Linked DNA regions of Mus musculus: regions 2 and 3 are each linked to region 1. A link is a loop called in an ENCODE intact Hi-C map of the cell type or tissue named here. Cell type or tissue: heart. All regions are shown on one strand. Region 1 overlaps Bcorl1 (BCL6 co-repressor-like 1). Region 2 overlaps Elf4 (E74-like factor 4 (ets domain transcription factor)). Region 3 overlaps Elf4 (E74-like factor 4 (ets domain transcription factor)).

Region 1 (2,500 bases):
AAACGTTTCTGCAGTGTGATTCCGAGAAATAGTCTTCTAAGTTGAAAGACGCATGGGACTAACACTTGAAGCCTTCGAGTGTACCCCAGAAGTCTGACCAAAGCTATCTGCAGCTGCCCTCTACCCAGTGTCATAGGAACGACCTCCAAATCGCCTTGAGAGTATTCATCTGTGCCTTGCTTCACAAGCCCCCTTCCCACGGGCATGCAAAGAGCCCCCAAAACGCTGGGCTGGAAGAATGCTCGCCAACTGAAGCCTGTCCTGACTGTCTACTCTAGAAACCAGCAAGAATAAGAAAGTATCACCACGTCGACAGTTTGATCAGGCAACCTTGAAATTTTCAAAACAATACAACAAAAACACAGTGCTTCTAATGGGGAGAGGAGGGGAAGCTTGAGCGGAACAGAAGGGCACCCCCAACGGCCTGTGGTGTTGGGCCTCCTGGGTTTGCAGCGTGCTTCCCTCCCGCCTTTCCCCTCAACCACATCTTTCGATACAACAATCTCCTGCACCTCCATAACACGAAAACCCCAGCCTTGGTGCCGCCGGCTCCTCCCAGCCTTGCCCGGACGTCCCTCTGGCCCAGCCTTCCTCTCCACGGGACCCCGGCGAGGAGGGCCCCCTCCACCGTCCAGTTCACCCCTCTATCCCTTTCCTGGCTTCTGGGCGCCCCCACAAGGCTCCGTCCCGAAGCCGAACCTCCGGGAGCCAAGCCCACGAGGCCCGTCGCGGGACCCACCCCCCCCCCTTCCTTCTCCCAGCACCTCGTCCTCCACGCACCGGGCCCCCGGGGCTCCTCTTCGTCGTCGTCCTAGCTCGTACCGCCCCCCGTCGGGGACTCCACCCCCAGCCTGCCCCCGCCCGCAGAAAGCCCCCCTCCCCACCGCGCGCCGCCTGCGCCCTCTGCCCCGGCACGGGACTCTCTTTGGCCTCGGTTCCCCGCCCAGAAGCGGCGGCGGCGGCGGCAGCAACGGCGGCGGCGGCCCTAGCAGGAGCGGCGGCGGCGGCGGCAGCGGCAGCAGCGCCGCCCGGGCCCCGCCCCGCCGCCCGCCGGAGCCCCACGCCCCGCCCGCCCGCCCCGCCGCCGGACTACTCCCCCCCGAAGACCACCACTAAGCCCCCCCACTCCCTGGCCACGATCCGCTTGAATCCAGCTCCGCTGGGCCTGCTGTCCATTCCTCACGCCCCTTATGAAGCAGGGTGGGGGAACCCTGGGGTTCGCGGCCATCCCTCTCCCTCCCTCTCCAAGGGCCAGGGGATTGCCCCTGATCCCGAAATCCGGCCCCGTAACCGGAGCCTCCCTCCTTTCCAGCCCTCTGCTTTCCTCCCAGACCCCTAGCCTCCAGGCCTGGCGCGAAGCGGGTTGAGGGCTTGCAAGCCAGCTGGGTCTCCCACCAGGCTTGCCGGGGCCAGTATGAATTGCCCCCATCTCATCCTTCTTCAATTTGAGCACCCTCCCCGCCTCGCCTGGCCCGGTAGCCCCCGCCCCTAGAGCGAGGGCAGCGGAGCTTGGGCGCTCCGAAGTCATCCCCCGCCTTTTTTCCAGGGACTCGGATAATTGCCCCTGCCCCCATCACAGCACTCCCACTCCCGAACCCAGGCCCCGCCGCCACCTAGGGGTACCCCTTACCCTACGGTTCCTGCACCCCTGAAAAGAGGAGAAAGCAACCCCGAGAGAGCTCCCGTCGCACCTCCACCTCTAAGGTTGGAGGGCATTTTCTCCCGGTCTCTTCAAGACTTCATCACGGACACCACCACCCCCCCCAAAAAATAACAAGCCCTTTTTCGCCCTGCCCTGTTGGCCAGGTTCCCTTCGGATCGTCGGATCCTTGGATGGATCAGGGTTTGGGGCCAGGTACTTCCAAGACCATAGCCTCCACCTCCTTTTCTGTTCAGTGGGGTAATTCCTATGGTTACCCCCCCCGCCCCAGGATCTACAGACCCCCGTTTCCATGGAGACCCCCGCCCAGCCGAGGGGAAGACTCTCTTGGATCCTGGTGAACAAGTCTCACCTGGCTAAAAGAGAAGGAGGTCGAGAAGGGGATAGGGCAGGGCAGGGATGGGGTACGAAGGTGGAAGTGGAGGGGAGCTGTCCCGAAGGGAGGGGCGAGGACAGAGAGAGCTCCCGAGAGCTCTACGTCCGGGGACACGAAGAGGACGGCGCCCCCGGGGGGCAAGCTGAGAAGCTAAGGGAAGAGGAACGGACAGGGTTGGGGAAAGGCTTAGGATAGAAAGAAGCGGGTGGGGGAATACGAAAAAGCCAGGGAGTCAAAAGGGGTGGAGGGGTTGGGGGAGAGAGAAAAAAGACGCACCTGTTCCCGGGTCGGCTCCGCAGGGAGGCTCAGGCCGCCACCCGAGCTCCCTCTCACCCTCTTTGAACCACCACCCGCCTAACACTGCCGGCATCCGATGCCCCCCTCCGCCCCTTATCGCTACCGACCTCCTTCTCCTCTCACGGCGGCGGCGGTCGGACTCTAGGAACTGAGAGGAAGAAGGGAGG
Region 2 (2,500 bases), 73 kb before region 1:
ATATGTGCATCTTCTGTGTGGGGAGCCTTGGGGGGACTGGGAGGCCCCAAGCCTGAGTGGTTCGAGGCTTGCAGATACATTAAGGTGCTATCTCTTTGGTCCAGCAGGGATGGACAAAAGGTTCCTCTTCTGAACGTCTTGGCTTCCTTAGGTGTTCTTCCCAAAGCCAGCCTTCCTCTCACACTGCTTCTATCTATCCAGAGCATTCATAAACTCCTCTAGCTATGCCAGTATTCCCAGTTGATTGGATTCTAGGGTAGGTGTTGGGACAGCAGGCATAGACTCCTGGCTAGTTCCTGGACTTTGGGGGCCCTCCCTTATAAAAATGAGTCATGCTGTATGCTTATCTAGCTTCTATTGCGTTTATGAACAAGGCCATCTATGCAAGGACTTTGGACTTTCCCAAGCTCCTGTGTTATTGATTTACTTAGGAGATGGCTGCTTGATGCTGCCTTACCAGCATGCCTCCTCATATCTCTGTACCACACTGATCGACTCCACAGCAACACCTTTAGGCTATCTCCCATTTCAAAAGTTAGATCAAGAATGTCTGGCCTAGCTGTTCACCTGAACTTTGGAATCTAAAGGTCTCTCATTTGCAAATCTCTCATCTCCTCATGTGGTAGCCTTGATGTGGTATAGATACTTCTTGGCTGTTGCCGTGGGGAAGGATTAGACTCCCAGCTTACTGATCTGGCTTGCCTAGCTAACTTTGACTTCAGCTTTCTGCTTACCTGCCTTTTCTTCACAGACCGAAAGACCAAGAACAACCGAAGTACCTCACCTGTCACTGACCCTAGCATGCCTATACGGAAGAAATCCAAAGATGGCAAAGGTATAGCTGGCTTTCAGGTGAGGTGGGCAGGGTGCCCCCTTAATTTAATTTCAGAAGCCTAAGCAGCCCTTCACTACCTCTCCCTCTGCAGGCAGCACCATTTATCTGTGGGAGTTCCTCCTGGCTCTTCTGCAAGACAGAAACACCTGCCCCAAGTACATTAAGTGGACGCAGAGAGAGAAGGGCATCTTCAAGTTGGTGGACTCCAAGGCTGTGTCCAAGCTGTGGGGCAAGCAGAAAAACAAACCTGACATGAACTACGAGACCATGGGGCGAGCCCTGAGGTAGGAGTTGCTGGGACACAGAATTTCTTCCCCAAGGGATCACTAAGATCTTCCTGTGCCCAAGGAGGCTCTCCCACTTGAAGGAAGACCTGATTGGTCCCCTCTAGGAAATGGCTCTAACATTTCCCTTTTCTTTCACAAGCCCTCTTTAGCATCTCTTTGTTGAAGGGTAGTTTAGCTCCACAGACACCCAAAACATTTCTACAGAGGGCTTTTGTCACATTTTTGGAAGCCAGAGATGGCGTTGAGTTGTCCCCGAGATGCATCCTTGGGCCTCTACCCTCTGTCCCTGCACGCCCTTTTCTTTTCTTTTCTTTCTTTCTTTCTTTCTTTCTTTCTTTCTTTCTTTCTTTCTTTCTTTCTTTCTTTCTTTCTATTTATGAGCACACTGTAGCTGTTTCCAGACACACCAGAAGAGGGCATCAGATCCCATTACAGAAGGCTGTGAGCCACCATGTGGTTGCTAGGAATTGAACTCTGGACCTCCAGAAGAGCAGTCAGTGCTCTTAACCGCTGAGCCATCTCTCCAGCCTGCTTACACCCCTTTTCACTCTTCACCTACTACTCACTGTCCTTAGTCCCAAAGCAATATGGGATTGACATTGAATACCCCTTTTTTGTACATCTGATAGACTGTAGTAACTTTTAAAATGTCATAAATGGCCCTTTGTGTCTGAGAGTTGGCTATTTTTTCCCAGCCCCACCGTCTCCTGGACTGTCCCTGTTCAGTCCACCTGAGTCCCGTGCTTGCCCAGCCTTAGAAAGTAGCATATTGAACAAATGGAACGACAGAGCCTCCTTACTCAACCTCTGATAAACCCACCAATCCCCTTCTTGTCCCTCCAGATATTATTATCAAAGAGGAATCCTGGCCAAAGTGGAAGGGCAGAGGCTGGTATACCAGTTCAAGGAGATGCCTAAGGACTTGGTGGTGATTGATGATGAAGAAGAGAGCCCTGAGACACCAGAAGACTCTTCCCAGGCCTCGACTTCCTCCACACCCTCGACCAGTACCATCCGGAGAGCCAGCTCCAGGGTCGGAACCAGAGCCTCCCCCGAGGACAAGGATAACCCTCCCTGGGAGAAGCCAAAAGTCCAACACACTGGTCTCCAGCCATCTGCAAGCCTGGAGTTAGGATTGTCTGTGGATGAGGAGGTTCCCACCACCTCCACCATGCTTGCCAGCCCACTACAGAGCCAGGCCAGGCTCACCAAAACTGTGAGGTAGGAGCATCCTAGCAATCGCAGTCTTCCTTTAGTCCTTCCTGTTGACTATAGGGGGTCAGTGGTCAGGTTCCTGTGAAGCTCTGCTGCATTTCCAGTTTTGTGGGGTCTTCACAGAACCCCTAAGAAGCAAGCAGGGCACTTGTTGGTCAAGAGG
Region 3 (2,500 bases), 65 kb before region 1:
CCAGTTACTGTTTGATCTGATGAGAGCTGGGAAGCAAACTTTTGAGGTAGCTGACCGCCGTCCTCCCCTCTCGCTTAGGCAGTTACTCCAGGTGCTTCACTGCCCAGTGCTGCCCCCCCCCCCCACAGGACCACCTCACCCTCTATCTTAACATCAAAAATTTGTATTACTTTCAACATCCCTCTGATCCTAAAGACAACTTCTTGTTCAGTTTCTTCCTTACCCAGAGTGTTAAACTAGCTAACCGGTTAACTAACCCTTGCTGACAAGCGTTCTGCAAGAGGCTTACAGGAGAACCTCAGGAGACAGATTTCCTTGAACCAGAGTCAGGTGGCAGCAATCCCCCTGCTTTTGTGATGGCCTGCCTAATGGAGTCAGGAGTCAAGTGATGGTCCTCACGTCCCAGCGGCTGATATGTGACTCCCTCCTCCTGGCTCCCACAGCACTTTGTATATACCTCTTATTGTAGCACATTGTATGTAGTTCTTTGATTGTGTTCATGTACGGTTTCCCTTCAACAGACTGTGAGCTCCTCCAGAGCAGGAGCTGTGTGCTAGTCAGTGATGTATCCCCAGCACCTAGCCACAGTGCCTGATACACAGTAGGTGCTCAATAAATGTTTATTGAAAGGCTGAAGGTGTTCAGATTCCAATTGTGGGACCTTCTGCCTTACCTGGGGGGCGGGCAGGAAGAGGACAAGTAGGTCATTCCATGCTCAGGAGCTAATAATCATGGTGGTTTTGTAATTTTGGTGTCATTTTTAAAGGTCGTGATGGGACGGTCTCATGTAGCCCAGGCTATGTGACCAAGCATGATCTCCCCCATTCTGAGATTACAGACATTCGTTGCCACACCCCTCCCATCCCCGCGCCTTATTTCGGGCTGAAGACTGAATCCAGGGCTTCCTGTATGCTGGATAGATACTCTATCAACTGAGCTACATCCCCAGCCTGGACCACAGCCCACCCATCATAACATTTCAGGCAGCTACTCCCTTTACCCACGTGTTTATCTATCATTGGGTTCGCCTGGCGCTTAGAGCTGCTTTCAACTTCAACTATGCTGTGTTGATAGGCGACTCCCAAACAACTGCCACTGCCTCCCTTCCAAGTGACTGCACTCAGCACTATATCCTTATCCCTCGGTGGGACTGAGGTAGAAATGTCACTCCCATCCTTGGACGGGAACAGTCAAATTTGTCTGCCGGTCATGAGCTTGCTGACTGCACTCAGAAAGGCAGTTACCTAGAGCTTTGAAGACTCTGGACCCAGGGTGAGCAAGCTCTTTGGGCTCCCAGTTGCAGCCAGCAGCCTCCAAGCGCTTCTGCCCTGTGCGCCGGGCATGGAAGCCAATATCCAGCAGGTGGCGCTGTGGAGCCGGAGATGGTGGGCCAGCCAGGCGGAGCCCGGGAGGGAGGGGCGGCCAGGGCGTGGCTCGCCGCTCCCAGAAGAGCAGACTAAGCGGGCGTCTTCCTGTCCCTTGGAAGTGTTCCCTGATTCTCAACTTCTGGGCGGCTTTGGTTTCCGCCGACAATCTCCCTGGCTTTGAAGCTTCAAACTTTCTCCTCGGTCCCCTTCCCTCTCCAAGAGTTCAGCAGTCCGCAGAATGTCGCCTTCCCATTGGCCAACCGTTCCCTGGCCCCGCCCCCCGCCCCCGTCTCTAGTACCTGTAGGTGAGCTAGTGGCGACTGGGCTCTCTGGCTCGCTGCGGGCTCCCTAAAGCCGCTAAAGCACGCTCCAGGCCATCGCCAACCTCTAGACAGGTCCTGGACCCGATGCTCCCTCTCCTTAGCCTGCCTTTAGCAACACTTTCACGCGCCACCGCTTTCTCCCTTGAAATGGGAGAATAATCGAGGCATCTGTTACAACCATTTGCCTGCACCTGGAGGAGACACACACACACACACACACACACACACACACACACCCCGAGCCTGGGAGGAGCACTCACCCAGCGGCCAGCCCTCCTGATAGTGGAAACTGCCACTGTAAGGGGGGACACAGGGCTAGGCCTGCTCCCCTTCTTAATCTACCAGGTCTGCCTGAACATTTGGCAGCTCTTCCCTACCCAACACAGCAAAAGAAAAGCTTCCGTGTCAGCCTTGATCTTTATAACCTGACAATAGTCTCCAGCTACTGTATGGGTCAAAGAACGCATAAGCATGAAATGTGAAAGTGCTGTTGACTCTTCTCTCTCCTCCAAGCCTCTACTCACATTGTGCCCTCATTCCAAACACCATTCCCTGGCATCTATTTATATTTAAGTATGCACCGCTCACTACCTCTCCCGTGCCATCTGCTCCAAGCATCCAGGTGCCCTTGCCCAGCCCTTTGAGCTCCCACGGCATTTGGGGCCTATCTGAATACTGTTAATCTCAACAGGGCTTCTGTAACCTCCTGACTTGTCTGACTTCTGAACCGCATTTCCTTTTTGTTCTTTTGAGACAAGGTCTCACCTATGTAGCCTGGGCTGACCTCAAGCCCCTGCCTCTGTTATTCAG

What was found. A loop is a pair of places that touch in the nucleus more often than their neighbours do. Peaks named below come from ENCODE experiments on the same cell type or tissue, not always from the same donor. Only the 100,000 strongest peaks of a DNase experiment are listed, where the experiment ranks them.
Region 2: it touches region 1 in a loop (2.0-fold over the local background); 4 of 42 quality-filtered maps call a loop at or near these places.
Region 3: a loop joins it to region 1, with 2.9 times the contacts of the local background. A loop is called at or near these places in 4 of 42 quality-filtered maps.

The regions. Positions count from the first base shown.
Region 1 is chrX:48,343,830-48,346,329 of GRCm38, reverse strand. The region is part of intron 2 of Bcorl1 (BCL6 co-repressor-like 1); the gene reads right to left. Among named protein-coding and RNA genes, the nearest start is that of Bcorl1, 3.7 kb to the right of the region's middle. In heart, no CTCF peak of the experiment used is centred here; DNase peaks (open chromatin) are centred at 769 and 1,429; H3K4me3 peaks cover 2,500 bases; H3K27ac peaks cover 2,231 bases; H3K27me3 peaks cover 1,222 bases.
Region 2 is chrX:48,416,490-48,418,989 of GRCm38, reverse strand. It overlaps Elf4 (E74-like factor 4 (ets domain transcription factor)), which reads left to right. Exons shown (of 9, transcript NM_001381876.1): 6 at 752-835; 7 at 927-1,119; 8 at 1,966-2,343. Among named protein-coding and RNA genes, the nearest start is that of Elf4, 37 kb to the left of the region's middle. In heart, no CTCF peak of the experiment used is centred here; no DNase peak of the experiment used is centred here.
Region 3 is chrX:48,409,182-48,411,681 of GRCm38, reverse strand. Elf4 (E74-like factor 4 (ets domain transcription factor)) reads left to right here. Exons shown (of 9, transcript NM_001381876.1): 9 at 1-632. Among named protein-coding and RNA genes, the nearest start is that of Elf4, 44 kb to the left of the region's middle. In heart, a CTCF peak has its summit at 1,355 (motif pointing right); a DNase peak (open chromatin) is centred at 1,421; H3K4me3 peaks cover 927 bases; H3K27ac peaks cover 542 bases.